Regions from separate parts of the Homo sapiens genome. Here region 1 is linked to region 2. A link is a loop called in an ENCODE intact Hi-C map of the cell type or tissue named here. Cell type or tissue: HepG2. All regions are shown on one strand. Links, peaks and the distances in the headings refer to the core of each region. The heading gives the core; the rest is flanking DNA. Region 1 holds the start of LINC01597 (long intergenic non-protein coding RNA 1597). Region 2 has its middle 46 kb from the start of FAM242B.

The links. Hi-C counts contacts between places; a loop is a spot of excess contacts. Peaks named below come from ENCODE experiments on the same cell type or tissue, not always from the same donor. Only the 100,000 strongest peaks of a DNase experiment are listed, where the experiment ranks them.
Region 1: a loop joins it to region 2, with 9 times the contacts of the local background. A loop is called at or near these places in 3 of 110 quality-filtered maps.

What each region holds. Positions count from the first base shown.
Region 1 is chr20:30,276,666-30,289,533 of GRCh38, forward strand. It overlaps LINC01597 (long intergenic non-protein coding RNA 1597), which reads right to left and starts at 9,872. Exons shown (of 2, transcript NR_145432.2): 1 at 9,775-9,872; 2 at 2,241-5,470. It overlaps LOC107985433 (putative uncharacterized protein LOC401522), which reads right to left. Exons shown (of 3, transcript NR_171672.1): 2 at 11,606-11,720; 3 at 10,363-10,807. In HepG2, for the core only: a CTCF peak has its summit at 9,705 (motif pointing right); a DNase peak (open chromatin) is centred at 9,746.
Region 2 is chr20:29,586,564-29,602,799 of GRCh38, forward strand. No RefSeq gene overlaps it. Among named protein-coding and RNA genes, the nearest start is that of FAM242B, 46 kb to the left of the region's middle. In HepG2, for the core only: no CTCF peak of the experiment used is centred there; no DNase peak of the experiment used is centred there.

The sequences.
Region 1 (12,868 bases), core at 4,763-12,762, 690 kb after region 2:
CATTTTCACAGATAGACAGTTTTTAGTTTTTACTGTGAAATATTTCGTGTTTTACTTTAGTCCTCAATGTTCACAAAAATATCTTTTTTTTTGTATATGCTATATAAAGAGTGTTCTCAACCTACCGAATGATAATAAAGGTTAAACTTTGTGAGATGAATCCGCACATCACAAAGCACTTTCACTAATAGATTGTTGCTAGTATGTATCGTGGCATATTCACTTTTTCAATATACTTGTCAATGGGTTCCAAAATGTTCCTTTGTAGATTCTTTAAAAAGAGTGTTTCCAGTGTGCTGAATCAATATAAAGGTTTACCTCTGTGAGATGAATCCACACACCACCAACCATTTTCAAATATTGCTTGTTTCTAGTTTTTATTTTGAAATATTCATTTTTTCACTATAGGCCTCAGTGAGCTCCAAAATGTCCCTTCATAGGTTGTACAAAAAGAGTGTTGCCAACCTGCTGAATCAAAACAAAGGTTTAAGTTTGTGAAACAAATCCATATATCAGAAAGCATTTTCACAGATAGCTTGCTTCTAGTTTTAATCACTGGTATTAGGTTTTTCAGTATAACCTTCAATGTACTTTGAAACGTCCCTTTGTAGATTCTATTAAAAGAATGTTTTCAACCTGCTGAATAAAAACAAAGGTTTAACTCTGTAAGATGAACCCACACATGGCAAAGCATTTACACAGATAGCTTGTTTCTAGATTTTATTGCAGAATATTCAATTTTCCACAGTAGGCCTCAATGGGTTCTGAAATATCCCTTTATAGATTCTACAAAGAGTTTTTCCAACCTGCTGAATCAAAAAAAGTTTTATCTCTGATAGATGAATTCCCACATCATAAAACATTTTCACAGATATTTTGTTTCTAGATTTTATCACAGGATATTAGATTTTTCTCTATAGGCCTCAATGGGCTCAGAAATGTTCCTTCCCAGATTCTACAAAAAGAGTGTTTCCAACCTGCTGAATCAAAATAAAGGTTTATCTCTGTCAGACGAATGAACACATCACAAAGCATTTTCAGAGATAACTTCTTTCAAGTTTTTATGATAAGATATTTGGTTTTCCACTGCAGGCCTCAATTGGCTTCAAAATATTCCTCTGAATGTTCTTCAAAAAGATTGTTTTCGACTTGCTGTAATAAAACAAAGGTTTAACTTTGTGACAGATAGCTTGTTTCCTGTTTTTATAGCAGAATATTTGGTTTTACAACTATAGGCCTCTATGGGCTGTGAAATGTCACTTCATAGATTCTAAAAAAGAGTTTTTCCAACCTGCTGAATCAAAACAATTTTAACTCTCAGTTGAATCCACACAACACAAAGGATTTTCACTGATAGATTTTTCTAGTTTTTATCAAGGAATATTTGTTTTTTATTGTAGTTCTCAATGGGCCTTGAAATGTCTTTTAACACATTCCAGAATTAGACTGTCTGCAACCTGCAGAATAAAAACAAAGGTTTAACTCTGGGAGAAGCATCTGTACATCACAAAGCATTTTCACAGATAGCTTATAACTAGTTTTCATTGTGGGACATTCGATTTTTTAAAAGAGACCTCAATGGGCTATAAAATGTCCCTTTGTAGATTCTCCATAAATAGTGCTTCCAATCTGCTAAATCAAAACAAAGCTTTAACCTTGTGATATGAATCCACTCATTGCAAAGCATTTTCACATAAAACTTTTTCTAGTTTTCATCATGGGACATTTGTATTTTTGCTACAGTCCTCAATGGGCTCCAAAGTGTCTCTTCATAGGTTCTACTAAAAAAAAGTATTTCCAACCCGCCTTCCATAGATTTTCCAGGAACAGTGTTTTCAACCTCCTGAATCAAAACAAAGATTTAACTCTGTGTGATGAATCCAGACATCAGAAAGCTTTTTCACAGATAGCTTTTTTCTAGTTTTTATCATGGGATATTGGTTTTTCACTACCTGCCAATATGGGCTCCAAATTGACCTCTCATATATTCTACAAGCAGAGAGTTTCCAACCTGCTGATGCAATACAAGGGTTTAACTTTGTATGATAAAACTACACATCACAAAGCATTTTTACAGATACCTTGTTTCTAGCTTTTATCACAATATATTCTGTTTTTCACTACAGGCCTCAATTTGCTCTGAAATGTCCTGTCGTATATTCTACAATAAGAATGTTTCCAACCTGCTGAATAAAAAGAAAGATTTAACTCTATAAGTTGAAATCACACATCTCAAAGCATTTTCAGAGACAGCTTCTTTATAGTGTTTATTAGGATTTTAGGTTTTTCACTACAAGCCTCAATCAATGGGCTTTGAAATATCTCCTCATCAATTGTACAAAAAGAGAGTTTCCAACCTACTAAATCAAAACAAAGGTTTAACATTGTGAGACAAATCCACAAATTGCAAAGCATTTTTACAGATAACTTGTTTCTAGTTTTTATCACGGGATATTTGATTTTTCACTATAGGCCTCAGGGGGCTAAGAAAAGTCCCCTCTTTGATTCTACAAAATGAATGTTTCCAAACTGCTAAGTTTCCAACCTGCTGAATCAAAACTAACATTCAACTCCATTAGATGAATCCACACATCTCAAAGCATTTTCACAGATAGCTAGTTTCTAGTTTTCATCGTGGGATATTCAGTTTTTTACTACAGGCCTCATTGGGTTTGAAATGTACCCTTGCAGATTCTAGAAAAATAGTGTTTCCAAAGCGCTAAGTCAAAATAAAGGTTAAACTCTGTGAGATGAAACCACACATTGCAAAAGATTTTTACAGATAGCTTGTTCTAGTTTTTATCATGGCATATGTGGTTTTTCACTATAGGCCTCAATGAGCTCCAAAATGTCCCTTCTTTTATTCTACAAAAAGAATGTTTCCAACCTGCCCAATCAAAACAAGGTTTAACTCTGTGAGATGATTCTACACATTGCAAAACATTTTCTCACATACCTTGTTTCTAGTTTTTATCCTGGGATATTTGGTTTTTAGTATAGGCCTCTATGGGCTCCAAAATATCCCTTCATAGATATTACAAAAAGAGTATTTTCAACCTTCTGAACCAAAACAAGGGTTTAACTTTGCGAGATGAATCCACATATCTCAAAGCATTTTCACAGATAATTTGTTGTCAGTTTTTATCAGGGATATTCATTTCTTTATAATAGGCCTCAAGGACTCAGAAATTTCTTATTTTAAATTCTACTAAAAGAGTGTTTCCAACCTGCTGTATATAAACATAGGTATAACTCTATGAGATAAATCCACACATCACAAACATTTTCACAGATAGCTTGTTTCTAGCTTTTATCACAAGATATTCAGTTTTCACTATAGGCCTCTGTGGGCTCTGAAATGTTCCTTTGTAGATTCCACAAAAAAGTGTTTGAAACCTGCAGAATAAAAACAAAAGTCTAACTCTGTGAGATGAATCCACACATCACAGAGCATTTTCACTAATAATTTCTTGCTAGTTTCTATGGTGGGATATTTAGTTTCTCAATATACTCATCCATGGGCTTCAAAATATCCCTTCATTGATTCTTAAAAAAGAGTGTTTCCAAACTGCTAAGTCAAAACAAATGTTTAACTCTGAGGGATAACCCACGCATCACAAAGCATTTTCACAGATAGTCACTGGAACGCTGGCCTTTCTGGAAAAGCCACCTTTTTGGTACCCCTCCCCTCATGGCCGTGGCAGTGGCACAGTGCTGTATCCTGCCTGGGCTTTGGCCTCTGCTTTGTCCTGCCTCTTGCTCTGTCTCCCCTGTTTCTGAGGGGCCTAGATGCCTCTCGCTCTCGCTGAATGTCTTCAACAATGATCACAACCCAGTCCGTCAGGTAGACACTTACTGGAGATCCCTGTCGTGATCGTTTATCTCTTTCAACCTGTTTCTGCTTGATGGGGCAGGATAGACGACCCTGGAGCTCTTGGCTTCCATACTTCTCTCAGACAGGGAAGCTTCCTTCCTCTCCGTGTTTCACCTCATGGGTGGGTGGATTGCCTGGAATGAGCGCTAGTCGACCGTGACAGACCTTGTCTTCTAGGACAGGTGGTGTCGCATTTCCTCTGCACTTCATGTCTCATTCGTGAGAGACATCCTCTCCTCTGCTCCTGGGTGGACTGAGTCTCTGGATCTTTTGACCATAACGAATGTCGGGGAAAGGAACCAAAGGGACTGGGCTGGGGCTGGGGCTGGGTCTGCGGCTGGTTGCAGGGGAGGTTGGGTCAGGGCTACCTGGGCCATGGAGGGTTGGGGGTGGGGTGAATTTTGCCAAAACCTCTTTAATCCTCTGGCAGGCATTTCAAAATGTGGCTTGGACTAAGGCACAGGCACCCTCCTCGTTCCCAGGTGTTCTTTGATTTTCCTTGGCATTGATGGAAAGGTCACTCATTCCCCCCTTCGACCGGGCACATTCCTGGACACCATTGTTGGTTTCGCCATCACAATGTATGCCTCCGGTGACACACATTCACACCATCTGCTGTGGGATACACCAGTGCCACGCGTGGTCACATGGTCTCCATCTCGGATTCACCCCTGATCCTCTTTCTACCAGTCCCATAAAGCGCGGTCGGCTTTCCGGAGCCCCAGGGCTTTTAGAAGCGGGGCAGGCCACTGCTCTTTCAAAGGAGGAAGGAAGCAGAGGGCTGATGGATCAGTGAAAGTGCAGCTGACACTAGGCCTTGAGACTTATGGGATTATTCTGTGCTGCAGCGAGGCCCTACGGCCTCACCAGATGTAGTGAGCCCATCCTATCTCATTCAGCAGGCCAAAATGGATCTGAAGGGGAGTCCTGAGAACACAGCAAGCCTCCTGAAGCTCCCGCTCCATCGGTGGAAGTCGGCTCAAGGAGGTCCTGAGGACAGGACTCCTGGGGCTTTTGCCCTGGGACAATATACCCGGGGCCCCTCTCCCACGCTGCCTCAAATTGGACCCCGGATGCAGCCGACTCCGCGGCTGCAGCAGGAGCCTCGCTGCCACCCCGCAGCGCTGCCATTATTTAAAGGGGACGCAGCCTGACTGCCAGGAGCGGAGCGCGAGTCCGCCCAGCCAATGCTCCTGGGCGAGGCGCGAGTGGCTTTTCCCATCACAGTGGTTCCACGGTTGTCTTAGAAACCAGTCCCCGAGGCTTAGAAAAGCAGGAGCCCTCCGCGGCAGTCCATGGGTGTCAGGGTTCTGAGGCTCCGGCCTGACCTCTCCACGGGGTCGACGGGAACGTCTCCAGATGCCAGGAGTCGCAAAGCGCCAAACAGGATGAGGAAACCCCAGGCGGAGTCCGGGAAAAGCAGCACAGCATCCCAGCCTCAGGCCTGCCCGGACCGTGTTGGTTGGGTTGACTCTCCCCAAAAGTCGTGCCGCCATCCGTGATCTCTAAGACAGGTCGGCCTGCGTGCCCCTGGGCTGCTCTCTCATCCGAGGGTCGTTCTCGTCGAGAGTAGAATCCCGCAGTCTCAGGGGTTACCTGGGGGTGTGTATTTCAATACTTCTGCTGGATGACTCTGTGTGTGAGTCTGTGTGTGTATGTGTGTGTGTGAGCCTGTGTGTGTCTGTGTGTGTGTCTCCCATTCTCTCTTCTCTCTCTGTCTCTCAGTCTCTGTGTGTTTCTTTCCCACTCTCTGTGGGTTTGTGTGTGTGTGCCCTTGTGCGTGTGTGTCTTTGGCTGAATGTGCCCTGTGCACCACACAGCGGTTTCTCGCATGGCGGCCTGTCTTTGTTGAGCCTCTTTCTGCGTCTCTGCCTGGGTCATGAGGCCGGTTGTCAATCATTTTCGCCCCCGCAGATCTGCTTTGGGTGGGTGAAAGCCTGGCCCACGTGAGGAGATGCTTCGGTCCCGGAGCAATTGAAGTCTCATCCCCATCCTGAGTGGCCTCTTTTCTAGGATCAAGATGAACCCACTGCAGACGAGGACAAGAGCCCCAACAGGAGCTCTTTGTCCCACAGGAGAGCAGCGGACCCACGTCAGAGAAGATGCTTGTGTCTTTTCATGGCTCTTCTCTGAGAAATGAAGCCACACCACGATACAGTCAGCAAGAGGAAGCCAGGAATGAGAGATGGCAACAATCCCTGTCCCTGGAACGCTGGCCTCCCTGCACAAGCCACCCTTTAGGAACCCCACCCCTTATGCCTGTGACGGTGGCAAGGTGCTGTATCCTGCCTGGGCTCCGGCCTCTGCTCTGTCCTCCCTCTTGCTCTGCCTCCCCTGTTTCTCAGGGGCCTGGATGCCTCTCGCTCTGGCCAAATGCCTTCAACAAAGATGACTTCCCACTCCGTCAGGGAGACACTTCCTGGAGACCCGTGTCGTGATTGTTTCTCTTTCAAAAAGTATTTCCGCTTGATTGGGTAGGTCTAATGACCCGGGAGCTCTTGGCTTCCATAGGTGTCTCAGGCAGGGAAGCTTCCTTCTTCTCCACATTTCCCCTCATGGGTGGGTGGATTGCCTAGAATGAGCTCTAGGCGACCGTGACTGGCCTTGTCTTCCACGACAGGTGGTGTCGCATTTCCTCTGCACTTCCTGTCTCATTCTTGAGGGACATCCTCTCCTCTGCTCCTGGGTGGACTGACTCCCTTGATCTTCTGGCCAAAACGAATGTCAGGGAACCAAAGGGACTGGGCTAGGGCTGGGGGCTGGGACTGGGGCTGGGGCTGGGTGCAGCCGATGTTGCGTCAGGGCTACCGGGTTGGTGGAGGATTGGGGTTGTTGCGAATTTTGCAGAAACCTCTTTGCTCCTCCGGTAGGCATTTGAAAACGTGGCTTGGCTCAGGCACAGGCAGCACCCCGACCCACGGGGTCACAGGTGTTCTTTGATTTTCCTTGGCATTGATGGAAAGGTCACCTGTTTCCCCCTTCCACCTGCACATGCCTGGACAGCACCCTTTGTTTCGCCATCGCCCTGTATGCCTCCGGTGACACACATTAACACCAACTGCTGTGGGATAGGCCAGTGCCACGCGTGGTCACATGGTCTCCACCTAGGATTCGCCTCTGTTCCTCTTTGCAGTTGACCTGTAAAGCGCGGTCGGCTTTCCGGATCCCCAGGGCTTTTAGAAGCGGGGCAGGCCACTGCTCTTTCAAAGGAGGAGGGAGGCAGAGGGCTGATGGATCAGTGAATTTGCAGCTGACACCAGGCCTTGAGACCTACGGGATCATTCTGTGCTACAGCGAGGCCCTGTCTGCCTCACCAGATGTGGTGAGCCCATCCTATCTCACTGGGAGGGGGCCAAAATCGGATCTCAACGGGAGTCCGGAGAACACAGCAGGCGTCCTGAAGCTCCCCCTCCCTCAGTGGAAGTCGGCTCAAGGAGGTCCTGAGGACAGGACTCCTGGGGGTTTGGGCCTGGGACAGGACGAGACACCCGCGGCCCCCTCTCCCACGCCACCCCAAACAGGACCCAGGATCCAGCCGCCGCCGCGGCGGCAGCAGGAGCATCGCGGCCGCCGCGCGGCAGTGGCGATATTTAAAGGGGACGCAGCCTATCTCTCAGGAGTGGAGCGCAAATCGTCTCACCCAATGCGCATGCGCGAGGCGCGAGCGGCTTCTCCCGTCACAGTGGTTCCCACGGTTGTCTTAGAAACCAGTCTCCGAGGCTTGGCGAAGCAGGAGCCCTCCCTGGCGTGCTTGGGTTTCGGGGATCTGAGGCTCCGGCCTAACAACTTCACGGGGTCGACGGGAATGTCTCCAGATGCCAGGAGTCGCAAAGGGCCGACCACCATGAGGAAAGCCCAGCGGAGACGGGGGAAGCAGCACAGGAACCCAGCCTCAGGCCTGCCCGGATGGTGTTGGTTGGGGTGAGTCTCCCCAGAATTCGTGCCTCGGTCCGTGATCTCTAGGACAGTTCGGCCTGCATGCCCCTGGGCTGCTCTCTCGCCCGAGGGTCGTTCTCATCGAGAGCAGAACCCCATAGCCTCAGGGATTGCCTGGAGGTGTGTTTTTCAATGCCCTCCTCCTTTGAAAGAGCAGTGGCCTGCCCCACTTCTAAAAGCCCTGGGGCTCCGGTAAGCCGACAGGGCTTTACAGGACACCTGCAAAGAGGAACAGGAGCAAACCCGAGGCAGAGACCATGTGACTACGCGTGGCCCTGGCCTATCCCACAGCAGTTGGTGTTAACGTGTGTCACCGGAGGCATACGGGGCGACGGCGAAACAAAGGGTGTTGTCCAGGCGTGTGCCGGTGGAAGGGGAAAACAGGTGACATTTCCATCAATGCCAAGGAAAATCGAAAACACCTGGGACCCGAGGGGTGTGGGGGGGGCCTGTGACTGACCCAAGCCACGTTTTCGAATGCCTACCGGAGGAGCAAAGAGGTTTCTGCAAAATTCGCCCCAACCCCAACCCTCCAAGGCCCTGGCAGCCCTGACGCAACTTCGGCTGCACAGAGCCCCAGCCCCAGCCCCCAGCCCTAGACCAGTCCCTTTGTTTCCCTTACATTCGTTTCGGCCAGAAGATCAAGGGGTTCAGTCCACCCAGGAGCAGAGGAGAGGATGTCCCTCAAGAATGAGACAGGAAGTGCAGAGGAAATGCGACACCACCTGTCGTGGAAGACAAGGCCAGTCACGGTCGCCTAGCGCTCATTCTAGGTAATCCACCCACCCATGAGGGGAAACGTGGAGAAGACACCTGCCTGAGACACCTATGGAAGCCAAGTGTTCCCGGGCCATGAGACCTGCCCAATCAAGCAGAAACACATTTGGAGAGACAAACAATCACGACACGGGTCTCCAGGAAGTGTCTCCCTGACGGAGTGGGAAGTCATCTTAGTTGAAGGCATTTGGCCAGAGCGAGAGGCATCCAGGTCCCTGAGAAACAGGGGAGGCAGAGCAAGAGGGAGGACAGAGCAGAGGCCGGAGCCCAGGCAGGATACAGCACCTTGCCACCGTCACAGGCATAAGGGGTGGGGTTCCTAAAGGGTGGCTTGTGCAGGGAGGCCAGCGTTCCAGGGACAGGGATTGTTGCCATCTCTCATTCCTGGCTTCCTCTTGCTGACTGTATCGTGGTGTGGCTTCATTTCTCAGAGAAGAGCCGCGAAAAGACTCAAACATCTTCTCTGACGTGGGTCCGCTGATCTCCTGTGGGACAAAGAGCTCCTGTGGGGCTCTTGTCCTCATCTGCAGTGTGTTCCTCTTGATGCTAGAAAAGAGGACGCTCAGGATGGGGACGAGACAGCAATTGCTCCAAGACCGACGCATCTTCTCACGTGGGCCAGGCTTTCACGCAGCCAAAGCAGATCCGCGGGGGCGAAAACGATTGACAACCGGCCTCATGACCCAGGCAGAGACACAGAAAGAGGTTCAACAAAGACAGGCCGCCATGCAAGAGACAGCTCTGTGGTTCACAGGGCATATTCAGCCAAAGACACACAAGCACACGGGCACACACACACAAACCCACAGAGAGTGGGAAAGAAACACACAGAGACTGAGAGACAGAGAGAGAAGGGAGAATGGGAGACACACACACACACAAACAAAGGGTCATACAGCAGAGGCATTGAAACACACACCACCAGGCAACCCCTGAGGCTGCGGGGTTCTGCTGTCAACCAGAACGACCCTCGGGTGAAAGAGCAGCCCAGGGGCACGCAGGCCAACCGGTCCTCGAGATCACGGACGGCGGCACGACATTTGGGGAGACTCACTCCAACCAACACCGTCCGGGCAGGCCTGAGGCTGGGAGCCCCTGCTGCTTCCCCCGTCTCCGCCTGGGGGAGCCCACCACCTACCCACCCTCCATTCACCTCCCCTCCTTAAGGCTCACTAAGCTCTATTTACCTTTTGTAACTCCATCCCTCCGTAAGTACACAACTCTCCTAGCTGGTTTCCTAGAGGGCAGATACAGTGTTTCCAGTTGGCCCTCTGCAGATATCTATGAACAAGTCTCTCCCAGCCCCTACATATAAATATGTGTGTTCTAGACAGACGGGCCTAAGTCCCAATGTAAACACATCACAAGATAATTACACCTTATATGCATACAGATCTCTCTATAGAGTTATATTTGAAAGTGTCTATAACTCTAGAGAGAGATTGCAGCATGCACATATAGGACTGTAATTACTTATATGTATTTTTATAACTATGTAGTTATAAATAGATATGCCTATATATAGTGATAATAATATAGCAATATCTCCATAGCCATATATGGCTCTAAATGAATGCTCTAACTACTCTATTTCACAATCAATAAGTATATATCTTCTGATACATAATTCTAACAATATACGTTTTTATCTATATAGCTGTTCAGAGATATAAATCTGTCAGGATATCAAATGTACATAAAGCTGGATGGCTGTAAGAGAGTCGTATATTTTCCCATATATAAATCTGCTCCTATAACTACTGTATATGCACAAATACAATGGAAATAGTTATATTTCCCTCAAACATAAATCTGTAAATACAACCACAGCACATTTAGGTACGGTTAGACATAGAGCAATATTTCCTAGATATCAGTCTGTCAATAGAGCCACAGTGTCTCCAAACAGAGAGTTATAGAGGGAGTTATAAATAAACTCTCCAGATGTGAACGGATCAGTAGAACTAGATGTAAACATGACTCCAAGCCGTTCTTTCTTCTTCTTCTTCTTTGTAAGATATTCCTGAAGCAAGCCCAGTCATATAACAGGGTGCAAAGGTGTCTGGGTACTGGTATTTTTCCCCCCAAGGAGGGTCGGAAGTCGCTGGACTTTGGGAAACTGAGCAGGAGTGGGTAGGGGACAGTGCCCGCTCCCAACGCAATCCAGAAGCCCCTTCCGTCTGTCTCCTGGTGGCTGAGAGCTCGGGCAAGTGGAGAGGCCTAAGGGAGAAAAATGAAAAAGCAGAGTCTGGCTTGAGTCGTTTGGCCCTTCTGCCTAAAACCCTCTCAACAGGGAAGCCCCGACCAGGCGTCGGAGCGGAGAGAGCCCACGAGGCACAGAGGTTGGGAGAAAGGGTCTGCAGGCCGGGCTTCGGAGGCCTAGCGGAGTCGCCAGCCGGTGCCTGACCGCCCGGCGCCCCATCGCCCAGGGCCGCTGCCTCGCCGCAGGCCTGAACACAAAACCTGGGCCCTAGCCCTGCGCCCTGTGCTCAGCACTTCCACTGGTCTTATTTTATTGCTGTTTGTCCAATTAGGTATCGCAGCGTCCTCCACCAGGTGTTGTTTTCAAATGTGAGGGCACCCAGAGCTTTCTGAATGCGTGTCTGTGTGTGTGTGTGTGTGTGTGTGTGTGTGTGTGTGTGTGTGTGTGTGTGCTGGCTTTAAATAAGTGACTCAGTGGATAGTGTATTTCTCTTTTCAGACCAAATGTGTCACTGGCTACTGGAAAAGAATCCAGACCTCTGAAAGGGTTCGTGACAAATTTTTTAGAAGTTCTCACGCTCATTTGTTACGATGATTTTCTTTTCTTTTTTCTCTTTTAAAAAAGTTGGCTAATTTGTGCTTCTATATTCCTCTTTAATTTTATTTTTATTGGGGGTACAAATGTTTTTAAAGGAGGGATTTTGTTAGACCCGAAACTGTGGGGTGGCTTCCTCTCTAGCAAACTTATTATCTCTACGCCTGTGATTCCCATCACCGCCAAGAAAACAAACTAATTAAACGACCAGAAAACTGTACCTGGAGAAAATGAGGTAGAAGTTGCAGGATCCGGGACCGCGGTCTTTGCTTGCTTCATGAAAAATCGGCTAGTCTCCAAACTCGCGAAGGAATATTCAAGGTGCCTCAACTCCTCCTTTTAAATTTTTTAATAAAGAGCCTAGACAGGGAACTTTCCCTGGGCCTGCCAGAGCCCCAGCCTCGCTCTCCCAACTTCCCAGCGGCCATAAGTGTTTTTCTGCTTCCGTTCGGGCCCCCCGTCTTCCCGGGCATCTCTGAGCTCCTGCCGGATCAAGGCTGTGGTCATCACCTCATTCATCTCTGCCGCTTGGCCTGAGCCTGCACATTTGGCCTCATTCTTAAAACAGAGGCTCCTGGAGAGTCCCAAAAGCCACTAACCATTCCCATATGTGGGATCCCTTCTCTGATCACACAAAGCAGAAGCCTGAGAAAAAAAGCAATAAAGAGTGGTCTCTGGCTCTCCTTCCCCTCTTCCGTCCCTTGTCTGGGAAAGGGGTTCCCAACCCCAGCCCCACCAAGAGCATATTAAGATTTCTTCCTCCCTTCCTTTCCTATCTCCCCCTCAGATGCTGTGATCCTGACTCCTTCTGTCTCCACCTCAAAATATTTCCTCTTGCATTTTATTGTTATTCTGTTATGGAGGGACTGTTAACTACTGTTTTATTATTATTATTCATTATTTATTGTTATTATGATTGTTGTTAGAGATTTGTTCACCACTGTTCAGGGGACAGCAGCCTGGCCCAGGGGGAAGCCTGCCTCTCCCTCTCTGTCTCTCTCTCTTTCTCACACGCACATACACACACACACACCCTAACACAGTGCACACTCATGCATATATGCTCACAAATGCCTGCTGTGTTCAGGCCCCTGCACAGCAATCCGAAGAGGCAGGCATCCTACCGCAGCACTCAAACAACACACTGCCCACGCACACCAGCATTCAGGCAGAACACCACCCCCAGACCAACGCCAAAACCCACACGCACCGAGCTTGCAAGGAAAGGAAAATACATAAAGAATCCCTTCTCTCCACAACCTGGAGGGGCGAGTCAGGCCTCTGTCTCTTCCCCCCAGTCGCTTTCGCTTTCTCTTTTTTTTTTTCTCCTTGTTTACAGCTTCAGAGAGCTCAAGGCACATAAATCTTGAGGGTTCTACAGAGCGCAGAGCACATTTGTATGCATCGTTAGGACTCGCTAATACCTAAGCCCATTAAGGAGCGTGTATGCGCGTGGTTTCCGGTGTGTATTAACTTATAGTTAA
Region 2 (16,236 bases), core at 3,896-11,895:
AATGAAAAATCAATTATCCTGTGATAAAAACTAGAAAGAAGATATCTGTCCAAATGCTTTGCAATGTTTGGATTCATCTCACAGAGTTAAACCACTGTTTTAATTCAGCAATTTGGAAACACTCTTTTTGTTGAATCTACGAATGGGAATTTCTGAGACCTTTGAGGCATATTGTAAAAAAGCGAATATCCCTCACACACAAAACTAGAAAACAGCTATCTGTGAGAACGACTGGCAGTGTCTGGATTCATCTCACAGAGTTAAATATTTGTTATCATTCAGCAGGCTAGAAACACGTTTTTTGTAAATCTAAGGAAAGACATTTTGAACCCCTGAGGCCTATAGTGAGAAACAGAATATCCCATGATAAAAACTACAAACAAGTTATCTGCGAAAATGCTTTGTGATATGTGAAATAATGTCACATATTTAAAACTTTGTTTTAATTCAGCAGTTTGGAAACACTGTTTTTGTAGATTCTACATAAAAACATTTCAGAGCCCATTGAGGCCTATAGTGAAAGACCAAATATCCCATGAAAGAAACTAGAAGCAAGCTATCTGTGAAAAAGATTTGCAATGTGTGGATCCAACTCACAGAGTTAAAACTTTCTTCTGATTCGGCAGAATCTGAACATTCAGTTCAATCAGAATTTAAACACTCCTTTTCTAGAATGTACGAAGAAACATTTCAGAGCCCATTGAAACCTATAGTGAAAACCCTAATATCTCATGATAAAAAATGGAAACAACCTATCTGTAAAAATGCTTTGGGATGTGTGGATTCATCTTCCAGAGTTAAATATTTGTTTTGATTCAGCAGAATGGAAACACTCTTTATGTAGAATTTATGAAGGGCCATTTCAGAGCCCATTGAGACCTGCAGTGAAAGATCAAATATCTCCCCCCACCCAAAAAAAAAAAAAAACAAGAAAAAAGCTATCTGTGAAAATGCTTTGCCATTGTGGATTCATGCCACAGAGTTAAACCAGTGTTTTAAATATGCAGGTTGGAAACATTCTTTTTGCAGAATCTACAAAGAAATATTTCAAAGCCCATTGAAGCCTATAGTGAAAAACAAAACATGTGGAGAAAAAAACTACAAACAAGCTATCTGTGAAAATGCTTTCCAATGTGTGGATTCATATCATGGAGTTAAACCTTTCTTTTGATTAAGCAGGTTGAAAGCAGTCTGTTTTTAGAATCTATGAGAAGACATTTTAGTGCCCATTGAGTCCTATGGTGAAAAACTGAATATCCTGTGATAAAAATAAGAAACAGGCTATCTGTGAAAATGCTTTGCAATGCATAGATTTAACTCCACAGAGTTAAACCTTTGTTTTGATTTAGCTGGTTGGAAACACTCTTTTTGTGGAATCTACAAAGGGACAATATGGAGCCCCTGGAGAAGTATTTGGAAAAAGCGAGTATCCTACAATGAAAAGTAGAAAGAAGATATCTGTGAAAATGTTTTGCAATGTGTGGATCTATCTCACAGAGTTAAACCTTTGTTTTGATTCAGCAGGCTGGAAACCCTCTTTTTGCAGATTGTACAAAAGGACATTACAAAGCTCATTGAGACCTATAGTGAAAAGTTAAATATCCCACAGTGAAAACTAGAAACAAGCTATCTGTGAAAAGGTCTTGTGATTTGGGGAATCATCTCTCAGAGTTCAACATATGTTATTTTTTCAGCATGTTGAAAACACTATTTTTGTAGAATATATGAAGGGACATTTCGGAGCCCATGGAGAAGTACATTAAAACACTGAATATCCTGCAATAAAAACTACAAACCAGCTATCTGTGAAAATGCTTTGCATTGTGTGGATTCCTTCCACAGAATCAAACATTTGTTTTGATTCAGCAGGTTGGAAACACTCTTTTTGTAGAATCTACTAAGGGCCATTTCAGAGTCCATTGAGGACTACTACAGTGAAAGACCGAATATCCCATGATAAAAACTAGAAACAAGCTATCTGTGAAAATGCTTTGCAGTGTGCAGATTCATCTCAAAGAGTTAAACAACTGTTTTAATTTGGCAGACTTTAAAATCTCTTTTTGCACAATCTACGAAGAAACATTTCAAAACCCATTGAAACCTACAGTGAAAAACAAAATACGAGGAGATATAAACTACAAACAAGCTATCTGTGAAAATCCTTTGGGATGTGTGTATTCACATCACAGAGTTAAACCTTTGTTTTGATTAAGCAAGTTGGAAACAGTCAGTTTGTAGAATCTAGGAGAAGACATTTTGGTGCCCATTGAGGCCTATAGTGAAAAATGAAATATCCCACAATAAAAACAAAACAAACAAACAAACAAAACCAAGCTATCTGTGAAAATATTTTGCTATGTGTGGATTCACCTCACTGAGTTAAATCTTTATTTTGATTCAGCACTTTGAAAACCCTCTTTTTGTACAATCTGTGAGAGTCATTTGGGAGCCTATTGAGGTCTATAGTGAAAAACCAAGTATCTCATGATAAAAGCTAGAAACTAGCAATCTGTGAAAGTGCTTTGCAATGTATGGATATATCTCACAGATTTAAACACTTATTTTGATTCAGTAGGTCGGAAACACTCTTTTTGTAAAATCTACATAGGGACATTTCAGAGTACATGAAAGACATTAGTGAAAAACTGAAAATCCCATGACAAAAACTAGTAAAAATCTATCTGTGAAAATACTTTGTGATGTGTCAATTCATATCACAGAGTTAAACCTTGTTTTAATTCAGCAGGTTGAAACACTGTTTTTGTAGAAACTAAAATGGCAAATTTCAGAGAAAATTAAGGCCTAAAGTTAAAAATGTTATATCTCAAGATAAAAACTAGAAACAAGCTATATATGAGAATGCTTTGTGATGTGTGGATTCAACTCACAGGGTTAAACCTTTGTTTTTATTCAGCAGGTTGTAAATGCTTTCTTTGTAGTCTATGAAGGGACATTTCAGAGTCCATCAAGAAGTATATGAAAAAACTGAACATCCTGCAATGAAAACTAGACACAAGCTATCTGTGAAAATTCCTTCCTATGTGTGGATTCCTCTCACAGTATAAAACCTTTGTTTTTATTCAGCAGACCAAAATCATTCTTTTTGTAGAATGTACAAAGGGACATTTTGGAGCCCATTGTGCCCTGTCATGAAAAACTGAGTATCACGTGATAAAAACTAGAAACAAGCCAACTGTGAAAATGTTTTATGATCTGTTATTTTATGTCACAGAGTTAAACCTTTGTTTTTATTCAGCAGGTTGAAAACACTCTTTTTGTAGACTCTATGAGGGGACATTTCAGAGCCTATTGAGGTCTCCAGTGAAAAATCAAATATCCCGTGATAAAAACCAGAAACAAGCTATCTGTGAAAATGCTTTGAGATGTGTAGATTTATAGATTTATCTCACAGAATTAAAGGTTTGATTTATCAGGTTGCAACACTCTATTTGTAGAATCTACGAGGGGACATTTCAGAGACCATTGAGGCCTACACTGAAAAAACTGAATATCCCATGATAAAAATCAGATATAAGCTATTAGTAAAAATGCTTTGCAATGTGTGGACTTATCTCACAAAGTTAAACCATTGTTTTGATTTAGCAGGTGAGAAACACTCTATGTAGAATCTAAGAAGACACATTTCAGAGCCCATTGAGGCCTAAAGTAAAACATCAAATATCCCACAATAAAAAATAGAAACAAGCTATATTGGAAAATGATTTGTGATGTGTAGATTCATTTCAGAGAATTAAACCTTTGCTTTGATTGAGCAGGATTGAAGCACTCTTTTTGTAGAATCTACAAAGGGACACTTTGAAGCCCATTGAGGCCTATAGTCAAAAACCAATTATCCCATGATAAAAACTAGAAAAAAGCCATCAGTGAAAATGCCTTGTGATGTGTGGATTTCTCCCACAGAGTTATACCTTTGTCTTGATTCAGTCAGTTGGATACAGTCTTTTCATAGAATCTATGAAGGGACATTTCAGAGCCCATGGAGGAATATATTGAAAAACTGAATATCTCGTGACGTAAAGTAAAAACAAGTTATTTGTGAAAATGTTTTGTGATGTGTCGATTCATCTCACAGTGTTAAGCCTTTATTTTTATACAGCATTTTGGAAACACTCTTTTAGTAGAATCTAAGAGGGGACATTTCTGAGCACTTTGAGGCCTATTGTAAAATATACAATATTCTGCGATCAAAAGTAGAAACAAGCTATCTGTGAAAATGCTTGCAATGTGTGGATTCACCTCAAAGAGTTAAAGTTTTGTTTTGGTTCAGCAGGTTAGAAACATTCTTTTTGTAGAACCTACAAAGGGCATTTCTGAGCCCAGTGAAGACTATAGTGAAAAACCGAATATTCCACGATAAAAACTAGAAAAAAAATCTGTGAAAATGCTTTGCGATATTTGAATTTATCTCACAACATTAAATATTTGTTTTGATTCAACAGTTTGGAAACTGCTTTTTTTTTTGTACAATTTATGAGGATGTATTTCAAAGCCCATTGAGGCTTATAGTGAAAAACCGAATATTCTGAGATAAAAACTATATGAAGCTGTCTCTGAAAATGATTTATGATTGGTGATTTCATCTCACAGAATTAAACCATTCTTTTGACTCAGCAGGATGGAAACACTCTTTTGGTAAAATCTTCAATAGGACATTTCAGAGCAAATTGATGCCTACAGTGAAAAACCGAATATCCAGCAATAATGTGCAGATTCATCTTACAAAGTTAAACCTTTATTTTGCTTCAGATGCTTGAAAACTCACTGTTTGTAGAATCTATGAGGGTATAATTTGAAGCCAATATAAGCCTGTAGTGAAAAACCAATATCGCACAATAAAAGTAAAAAAAGCTATTGGCCAGGTGTGGTGGCTCACGCCTGTAATCCCAGGACTTTGGGAGGCTGAGGCAGGCAGATCACAAGGTCAGGAGATCGAGACCATCCTGGCTAACATGGTGAAACCCCGTCTCTACTGAAAACACAAAAAATTGGCCAGGCCTGGTGGCGGGCACCTGTAGTCCCAGCTACTTGGGAGGCTGAGGCAGGAGAATGGCGTGAACCCAGGAAGCCGAGATCAGGCCACTGCACTCCAGCCTGGGTGACTGAGTGAGACTCTATCTAAAAAAAAAAAAAAAAAAAAAAAAAAAACTACCTGTGAAAATACTTTGTGATGTGTGGATTTATCTCAAAAAGTTAAACGTTGTTTTGATTCAGCAGGTTAAAACACTCTTTTTGTGAAATCTACAGAGGAATCTTTCAAAGCCCATTGAAGCCTATAGTGAAAAATCAATATCCCGAGATAAAAACTAGAAACAAGCTATCAGGGAAAATGCTTTGCAATGTGAAGATTTATCTCACAGAGATAAACCTTTATTTACATACAGCAGGTTGGGGGACACTCTTTTTGTAGAATTAAGAAGTTACAATTAAGCCTCCATTGAAGCCTATAGTGAAAAACCCAATATCCAGTGATGAACCCTAGAAACAAGCTATTTGTGAAAATTCTTTGTGATGTGTGATTTCATATCAAAGAGTTAAACCTTTATTTTTGTTCAGAAAAATGAAAAACTTTTTTTGTAGAATCTGCAAAGAGACATTTCTGAGACCATTGAGGCCAATAGTAAAGAATCAAATGTCTCATCATAAAAGCTAGAAACAAGCTATTTGTGTGCTTTCCAATGTGTAGATTCATTTCACAGAGTTAAACCTTTGCTTTTATACAGGGAATTGGGCACACTTTTATAGAACCTATGAATGGACATTTCAGAGTTCATTGAGGCCTATACTGAAAAACCAAATATCCTGTGATAAAAATTAGGAAAAAACTGTCTGTGAAAATGCTTTGTGAGGTTTGGAGTCATCTCACAGATTTAAGCTGTAGTTTTGATTCAGCAGGTAGGAAACACTTGTTTTTGAAAATCTACTATGAGACATTTCTGAGCCCGATGAGGCATATAGTGAAAAACCGAATATCATGCTTTAAAACTAGAAACAAGTGATCTGAAATATGCTTTGTGATGTGTGGATTCCTCTAAAAGAGTACACATTTGCTTTGATTCAGCANNNNNNNNNNNNNNNNNNNNNNNNNNNNNNNNNNNNNNNNNNNNNNNNNNNNNNNNNNNNNNNNNNNNNNNNNNNNNNNNNNNNNNNNNNNNNTCCCCAGAGTGTGATGTTCCCCTTCCTGTGTCCAGGTGTTCTCATTGTTCAATTCCCACCTATGAGTGAGAATATGCGGTGTTTGTTTTTTTGTCTTGCGATAGTTTACTGAGAATGATGATTTCCAATTTCATCCATGTCCCTACAAAGGACATGAACTGGGTATATACCCAAAGGACTACAAATCATGCTGCTATAAAGACACATGCACATGTATGTTTATTGCGGCACTATTCACAATAGAAAAGACATGGAACCAACCCAAATATCCAACAGTGATAGACTAGATTAAGAAAATGTGGCACATATACACCATGGAATACTATGCAGCCATAAAACACTCTTGTTATTAATCTACAAAGGGATATTTTGGAGTGCTTGAGGCCTTTTGTGAAAAACCAAATATCCCACAATAAAAATTAGAAACAAGCCATCTGTGAAGATGCTTTGTGATGCCTGGATTTATCTCACAGAGTTAAACCTTCCTTTTTATTCCATAGGTTGGAAACACTCATTTTGTACAATCTACAAAGGGACATTTCAGAGCTCGTTGAGGCTAATATTGGAAAATCTAATATCCTGTGATAAATACTATAAAGAAGCTGTTTCTGAAAATACTTTGTGATGTGTGATTTTATGTCAAAAGTTGAACTTTTCTTTTGATTCATCAGTTTGGAAACTGTTTTTGTAGAATCTACAAGGGGAGATTTCATAACCCATTGAAGCACACAGTGAAAAATCAAATATCTCTTGATAAAAACTCAAAGCAACCTATCTGTAAAAATGTTTTGCAATGGGTAGATTCATCTTACAAAGTTAAACCTGTGTTTTCCTTCAGCAGGTTGGAAACTCTTTGGTTGTTCAATCTACAAGGCAACAATTCATAGTCCATTGAGGCATTTAGTGAAAAACCAATAATCCATGGTAAAAATTAGAAAAAAGCTATGGGTGAAAATGCTTTGAGATGTGTGGTTTCATCTCACAAAGTTAAAACTTTGTTTTGATTCAACAGGTTGGAAACACTCTTTTTGTAGAATCTACAAAGGGACATTTCAGAGCCCATTGATGCTTACAGTGAAAAACCAAATACCCCAGGATAAAAACTAGAAACAGGCTATCTGTGAAAAAGCTTTGCATATCATCTCACAGAATTGAACATTTGTTTTGATTCAGCAGGTTGGAAATATTCTTTTTGTAGAATCTACAAGGGGAACTTTGGGAGCAAATTGAGGCCTATAGCATGAAATCGAATATTCTGCAATAAAAACTAGAGAAAATCTATCTATAAAAATGGTTTGTGATGTGTGGGTTCATCTCACAAAGTTAAATCTTTGTTTTCATTCAGCATGTTGGAAACCCCTTTTTATAGAACTTATGAGGGGGCATTTCATCGCCCATGGAGGCCTATAGTGAAAAACTGAATATTATATGATAGAAACTATAGAAGCTATATGTGAAAATGCTTTGCAATTTACGGTTTCATCTCATACAGCTTAAACTTTCTTTTGATTCAGCTAAGTTGGAAACACTCTTTTTGTAGAATGTATGAAGGGACATTTTGGATCCCACTGAGGCCTATAGTGAAAAGCTGAATAATTCATGATAAAAACTAGAAGAAAGCTATCTGTGAAATTGCTTTGCAATGTGGGGATTTATTTCACAGAGTTAAACTTTTGTTTCTACACAGTAGGTTCAAAACTCTCTTTTAGTAGAAGCTAAGAGGGGACAATTTAGAGCCCTTTGAGGCTTATAGGGAACAATTCAAAGTTTTGTGATTAAAAACTAGATAGAAACTATCTGTAAAAATGTTTGGTGATGTGAAAATTCATCTCACAGTGTTAAACATTTGTTTTGATTCAGTACGTTGGCAAAAATTTTTGTAGACTGTACAAAGGGACATTTTGGAGACCACTGAGACCAATATTGAAAAAATGAACATCTTGCTATAAAACTAGAAAAGTTCTTGGTGAAAACGCTTTCTGATGTGTGAATTCATCTCACAGATGTAAACCTTTGTTTTCATTCAGCCAGTTGGAAACACGCTTTTTATAGAGTTCAGGAGGGGATATTTCAGAGCCCATTGAAGCCTCTATTTGAATACTGAATATTCCTAGTGACATATGGTGTTGAGCATCTTTTCAGAGGTCTAAGAAATGTGCCAGGTATGGTGACACACGCTTGTGGTCCCAGCTACTCAGGAAGCTGAGGTGGGAGGGTTACTTGAGCCCTGGAGGTTGGGGCTGCATTGAGCCATGATTGTACCACTGCACTCCAGCCTGAGTGACAGAGCTAAAACCTGTCTAAAAAGATAAATAAGACCTGGTGCGATGGCTCATGCCAGTAATCTAAGCACTTTGGGAGGGCAAGTTGGGTGGATCATGAGGTCAGCAGATTAAGACCATCCTGGCTAACACGGTGAAACCCCATCTCTACTAAAAATACAAAAAATTAACCGGGTATGGTGGGACGTGCCTGTAATTCCAGCTACTCAGGAGGCTGAGGCAGCAGAATCACTTGAACCTGGGAGGCAGAGGTTGCAGTAAGCCAAGATCGTGCTGTTGCACTCCAACCTGGGCAACAGAGTGAGACTCCATCTCAAAAAATAAATTAAAAAATAATAATTAACAAATAAATAATTGACTTAATTTTTAGAACAGTTGTAGGTGTACAGAAAAATAGACCAGAAAGGATATTGATCTCTAATATCTGCCTCACACCACAGTACATACACTTTCTCTATTATCATGTTGTTAGTGTGGTACATTTGTTAAGCTTGATGAGCCAACATTGATATTATTAAGTTCATGGCTTATATTAAGATTCACTCTTTGTGTTCTACCATTTATGGGCTTTGACAAATGCTTAAGCAATATATCCACCATTATAGGGTCACACAGAAAAGTTTCACTGCCCTAAAAATCTTCTGTGTTCGACCTAGTCATCCTTCCCTCTGCTCAAGCCTCTGGCAACCACTGAACTTTTTATAATGCCATCTGCCTAGTTTTGCCTTTTCTAGTATTCCATATAATTGGAACTCTACACTATGTGGCCTTTTTGCATTGGCTTCTCTCACTTAGAAATATGTGTTTAAGATTCCTCCATGTCTTGTCATGCCTTGGTAGTTCATTTCTTTTTATTCCTGAAGAATATTCCATTGTATGAATGTTTCACAGTTAGTTTATCTGTTTCCCTATTGTAGGATATCTTGGTTACTTCCAATCTTTGTTGGTTATGTATAAGCTGCTATAAACATTCATGTGCAGAATTTGAGTGGATATAAGTTTTCAAGTCAGTTGAGTATATACCAAAGAATGCAATTGCCAGATCATATGGTAAGCATATGTTTAGTTCTGCAGGAATTTGCAAAACTGCCTTCCACAGTGGCTTTACCATTTTGCATTCCCAGAAGCGATCAATGAGAGTTCCTGTTGTTCCATATCCTCAGCAGCATTTGGTGGTCTCAGTGTTTGGATTTGAGCCAGTCTAATAGATGTGTAGTGGTATCTCATCATTGTTTTAATTTGAATTCCCTAGTGACATATGGTGTTAAGCATCTTTTCAGATGCTTATTTTTGCTATCTATATAGCAAAGGGCAGATACAAATGGTGGACTGCAGGGAAAGAGCTTGCTATGATGATAGGAAGCTGCAGGCAGAGATGATCTCAGGGTTAACTGGGCATCAACTGTGCCTTCTCCTGTCACATAAAATGTGATCTACCTGAGTTTTGACTGGAAGCACAGAATATCTGGTTGTTCATAAATATTTCTTACTGAAGCTTGAGGTTTATGTATGTTATGATCAAAAGATGATATCACCCCAATATATAAGCAGGTTGGGGTACAACAGGGAATGATTGTCACAGATGTTGAGAGTCTACATTGAATGGATGGTGTCACTGGCTTCCCATATATTTCTCATTATGGACTTTAACTTTTCATTTGCCACATGAAAGGCCACTGAGATAAGCTAAATCATATTTTTCTCTTGGGGATCTCTGTTACTGAGAAATTTTTGCATTCTGGGCTACACTGGGTTCATAATCTGACTATATATATATCGTGTGTATGTTTGTTCCCTCCCTAAAATGCTCAGTTCAGCTGCAGGTCTAGAGACAAATACTACTAGGTTTCCATTTTAGAGAGTTGAAGATCTGAGGTCTGGAGAAGTTAGTGTGTAGAAAGTTATATTTAACAAGTGGCAAGACCATGTGGCCAGGTCAGATAAGCTGCCTTCAGATTTTACTCTTAAACTTCTACTGGATAATGTCTTTTTTTAATAGAAAAGAAAAGAGTGAACTTAGATTTTTTTTCAAAATCATGGACTGTAAGAGTTCTTTCAAGATATGATGGAAAGCAATAATTGTCCCATTTTACATTACCTATAATTATTGCTCACCAGAAATTGATTATCGATGCAGCAACCTTTTACATTCCTCACTGCTTTACTATGCATGAGGGGGCTTCACTGTAAATAAGAGGTCCAAGATTCAGAAATATCTTTAACTTGCAATGCTTGGTCACATGTATCCATCTGAAAAATATTTTGCTCATTAGCCATATGGAGTCATATGGCAGACTACAGCCAGAGACACAAAATGTGGAAAGAAGAAAGGGCTATCAGAAGTCCCGTGTCTCCTTACATTTTGTATTTCTATTCATATGCATCTAGAATCATAAGGAATTTGAGCAAATGGGAAATGCAAAGTCCTAATCAAAGCATACCCACATTTCAGTTATCTGCATTATTGCACATTTAAATTTATAATGCATACATAGGATACAATTCAATAGGTATAAAAATGTTAAGTAACCTTTTCTCTCATGCACCCCAGTCACTCAGTAGCTCACTTTACAGTCAACATTTTAATTTTGTTGGGCATACTTTCATAAATTTTCTCTCTATCTGTCTCTGTCTCTGTCTCTCTCTCTCTCTCTCTCTCTCTCTCTCTCTCTCTCTCTCTATATATATATATATATATATATATATATATATACACATTTTTTTTTTGAGGTGGAGTCTCGGCCTGTCACCCAGGCTGGAGTGCAATGGTGAGATCTCATCTCACTGCAACATCTGCCTCCTATGTTCAAGCAATTCAACTGCCTGAGTAGCTAAGATTACAGTGTGTGCCACCACACTCGGCTAATTTTTTGTGTGTGTTTTTAGTGGAGACGGGGTTTCACCGTGTTGGCCAAACTCCTGACCTCGTGATCCGCCCGCCTCAGCCTCCCAAAGTTTTGGGATTACCAGTGTGAACTACCACACCTGGGCATTTTTTTCTCTTTAAAATAAATTTTATTGTATATATTTAAGCTACACATATGGTGTTATAGAATACATATACATAGTAAAAATTCATTACTATAGTGAAGCAAATTACCATATCTATCACAGATACACACATTTTTTCTTGTGGCAAGGGAAGGTAAAATCTTATTTAGCATGAATCCCATATACAGTACAATTTTATTACCTATAGTCCTCATGTTGTATATAGATGTATAGGATTGTTCATCTGACATATCTGCTACTGTGTATCTCTGACCCACATGTCCTTATTTCCTCCCTTCCTCTCTACCTGATAACTACTCTGTTGTTCTCTATTTTTATTTTTTTTAGGCAGAGTCTCACTGTGTTACCTCCCAAAAGTGCTGAGATTATAGGCGTGAGCCACCGCACTTGGTTGCTTTCACCATTTCAGATAGAACTTGGAGAAGAACCTGAGGAAAAACATGACTTTAAAATTTGGATGAATGGAGAAATCTCTTTCCATTCACCTTCCTTTCCTCTATTTCATTCTTATTGTGAAATATGCAAACAAAGATAGGGATACATCAGTTATTAAATAAACATCTGTGTGATACCTATCCAGGTGAAGAACTAGAGCACTATCACCACCAAGAAGTCCTCTGTTTGCCCCTAACTGATCCTAAAGTCTTCCTTCCCTTGTTAGTAACAGATATAACAGATACCCACATTACCTGTGGATGTCTGCGTTTCTCTCCTTGGTTCTCTTTATAATTTTATTATTTATTTTTTTCTTTCTTTTCTTTTCTTTTCTTTTCTTTTTTTTTTTTTTTTTTAGAGATGGAGCCTTGCTCTGTCACCCAGGCTGGAGTGTAGTGGCATGATCTTGACTCATTGCAACCTCCAACTCCCGGATTCAAGTGATTCTCATGCCTAAACCTCCCGAATAGCTGGGATTACAGGCATGGGCTATATGCCACCACGCCTGGCTAATTTTTGTATTTTTAGTAGAGACGGGGTTTTACATGTTGGTCAGGCTGGTCTCGAACTCCTGACCTCAGTGCCTGGCCTTATTATGCATTTTTTAGAAGCCTAAAGTCAAGTCTGGTTTTGCCTGGTTTTTCTCTTACATAATTGGAGTAAAAGTCTGTATCCTGCTGCCTCTGGCTCCTTTTACCCAATATTAAGTATTTAATATTTACACTTAGCATTGTTTCTGCATTCTATTAAAACAGTACACCAGCCAGGCACGATGGCTCATGTCTATAATCCCAGCACTTTGGGAGGCCGAGGCAGGCAGATCACTTGAGTTCAGGAGTTCCAGACCACCCTAGCCAACATGGTGAAACCCCATCTCTACTAAAACTACAAAAATTAGGCCATGCAGTGGCTAATGCCTGTCATCTCAGCACTTTGAGAGGCCGAGGCAGGCAGATCATGAGGTCAGGAGATCGAGACCATGCTGGCGAACATGGTGAAACCAAATCTCTACTAAAAATACAAAAAAATTAGCTGGGCGTGGTGGCATGTGCCTGTAGTCCCAGCTACTCAGGAGGCTGAGGCTGAAGAATCACTTGAATCTGGGAGGTGGAGGTTGCAGTGAGCCGAGTTTGCACCACTGCACTCCAGCCTGGGTGACAGAACTAGACTCTGTTAAAAAAAAAAAAAAAAAAAAAGGCCGGGCGTGGTGGTGGGTGCCTGTAATCCCAATTACTCGGGAGGCTGAGGCAGGAGAATCAGTTGAACTTGGGAGGTGGTGGAGGTTGCAGTGAGCCAAGATTACACCCTGTACTCCAACCTGGACAACAGAGTGAGACTCAGTATCAAAAAAAAAAAAAAAAAAAAAAAAGGCTGGGCGTGGTGGCTCCCACCTGTAATCCCAGCACTTTGGGAGGCTGAGACAGGTGGATTACCTCAGGTCAGGAGCTTGAGACCAGCCTTACCAACAAGGTGGAACCCTGTCTCTACCAATAATACAAAAATTTGCTGGGAGTGGCGGCACCCATCAGTAAGACCAGCTACTCAGGAGGCTGAGACAGGAGAATTACTTGAACCTGAGAGGCAGAGAATGCAGTGAGCCGAGATCGCTCCCTTTACTCCAACCTGGGGTCCTGAGCAAGACCCCATCTTAAAAATAAAAATAAAAATAAAAATAAAAATAAAAATACAGTACACCAGTGTGTAACCCTTCATTGTTGGTAGACATGTGGGTTGTGTTCATTTTTGCCAGTTACAAATGATGCTGTTGTGAACATTTGTGTATTTCTATTTGTTTACCATTAGTGTGTATAGTGTGTATAGTGAACAGTATAAAACAAGAGGTGAAACCATAGGTTACAGGGGAAACATATCTTCCATTTTACTAGCTATTATTGGTTTCATCCCAATGTTAACACACCAACTGACAGTCTTACAATGTCTGATACTTCCCAAATCTTCGCATTCTTCTTGATACTTAATTTTGTCAAAATTTTAATTTGAGTCTTTTGGTGGGTATGTGGAAATGATTGTGATATTAATTTACTAGGCCTTTTCTTCTCTGTAACTAGCCCTGTCAAGATATATGTGTGGTGTGGGAGGGGTAGGAGCCCCCAGAGGTAGCATGGGCTCTGGAAACCTTAATCATTCTATGTGAAAAACTTGGTGGGGCAGAGATTTTTTTTTTTTTTTTTTTTTTGAGAGAGAGTTTTGCTCTTGTTGCCCAAGCTGGAGTGCAATGGCGTGATCGCAGCTCATTGCAACCTCCGCCTCCCAGGTTCAAGTGATTCTCCTGCCTCAGCCTCCCAAGTAGTTGGGATTAGAGGTATGTGCCACCACAACAAGCTACTTTTTTGTGTTTAGTAGAGATGGGGTTTCACCATGTTTGTCAGGTTGGTGTTGAACTCCTGACGTCAAGTGATCCACCCACCTCAGCCTCCCAAAGTGCTCAGATTACAGGCATGCACCACTGCCCCTGCCCTGTTTTCATTTTATTAATTGGCTGATTCATTCACACACATAATTATCAAGTCAAATCTCACTGTTTCCTTAGCATTTATCTTCAGTTTAGCTTAGAAAATCTATTCCTATTTTAAAACATATACAATTATTTGAGTGTGGTGGCACATGCCTGTAATCCCAGCTACTTGGGAGGCTGAGGCAGGAGTATCACTTGAACCTGGGAAACTGAGGTTGCAGTCAGTCAAAATCGCCCCACTACACTCCAGCCTGGATGACAGAGTGAGACTCCATCTCAAAAAACCAAACAAGAAGGTTTTCTCCAGATCATTTTTACATTTAATTATTCAGTCTGTTTTGACTATACCTTAAAGAATTCAGTAAATATAACTTCAATCCTACACACTATTAGTCAATGTACCTAACACAATTTATTGAATAAACCAGTCCATTCCCAACATCATTCTACTAAAAATACAAAAAACAGTAACCAGGCAGGTGGCAGGCACCTGTAGTCCCAGCTACTCAGGATGCTGAGGCAGGAGAATGGTGTGAACCCAGGAGGTGGAGCTTGCAGTGAACCTACATCACACCACTGCACTCCAGCCTGGGCAACAGAGCAAGACTCCATCTCAAAAAAAAAAAAAAAGTAATTATATTTCCCAACGTAAATGAATAGAGCCATTAAGGAAAATAACATGGAGATTCATCAGAAATTAAAAATAGAATTACTATATGTTCCAGCAATCCCACCTGTGTGTGTATAGCGAAAGGAATTGAAATCAGCATACTGAAGAGATAACTGCACTACCATATTCACTGCAGCATTATCCATAATAGCTAAGATATGAAAGTAACCTAGGAGGCCAGCATAGGATGAATGGATAAAGAAAATATGATACACACACACACACACACACACACACACACACATAAAGGAACACTATGCACTCTTCATTTTATTTATTTTATTTTATTTTGAGATGTAGTTTCGCTCTTGTTGCCCAGGCTGGAGTGCAATGTTGTGATCATGGCTCACTGCAACCTCCACCTCCTGGGTTCAAGTGATTCTCCTACCTCATCCTCCCCAGCAGCTGGGATTACAGGCATGCACCACGTAGCCTGGCTAATTTTCTACTTTTAGTAGAGATGGGGTTTCTCCATGTTGGTCAGGGTGGTCTCGAACTCCTGACCTCAGGTGATCTACCCGCCTCAGCCTCCCAAAGTGCTAGGATTACAGACATGAGCCACCATGCCCGATCTTACTATTTACTCTTTTTTTTTTTCCTTTGAGATGGAGTTTCCGTCTTTTTGCCCAGGCTGCAGTGCAATGGTGCGATCTCAGCTCACTGCAACCTCCGCCTCCTGGGTTCAAACGATTCTCCTGTCTCAGCCTCCCAAGTAGATGGGATTACAGGTGCCCACCACCACACCCAACTAATTTTTGTATTTTTAGTAAAGAGGGGGTTTCACAATGTTGCTCAGGCTTGTCTCGAACTTCTGAGCTTGAGTGATCCACCCGTCTCAGCCTCTGAAAGTGCTGGAATTGCAGGCATGAGCCACAGCACCCAGCCAAAAACACAGATTAATGTATTAATAGTCTGAAGTACTGTAAAATACTGCTGAGAATACAGATCACTAATATCATCATCATAGAGCACAAAACAAGTTCTGGTATTATTAAGAAAATCATAGCTCTGACTAAAACATACATGGAAAACACATTCTATTAGAAATTAAATTATACTAATACTATTGACAATCACTTTTATAGCTGTCACTGTAAACTCAAAGACAAGAAATAAATTCATCACCAGAAAATGTAAAACAAGTGCTTAGCCTTACTGCTGAGAAGTCTGTAGTTGCCTTTTACTGA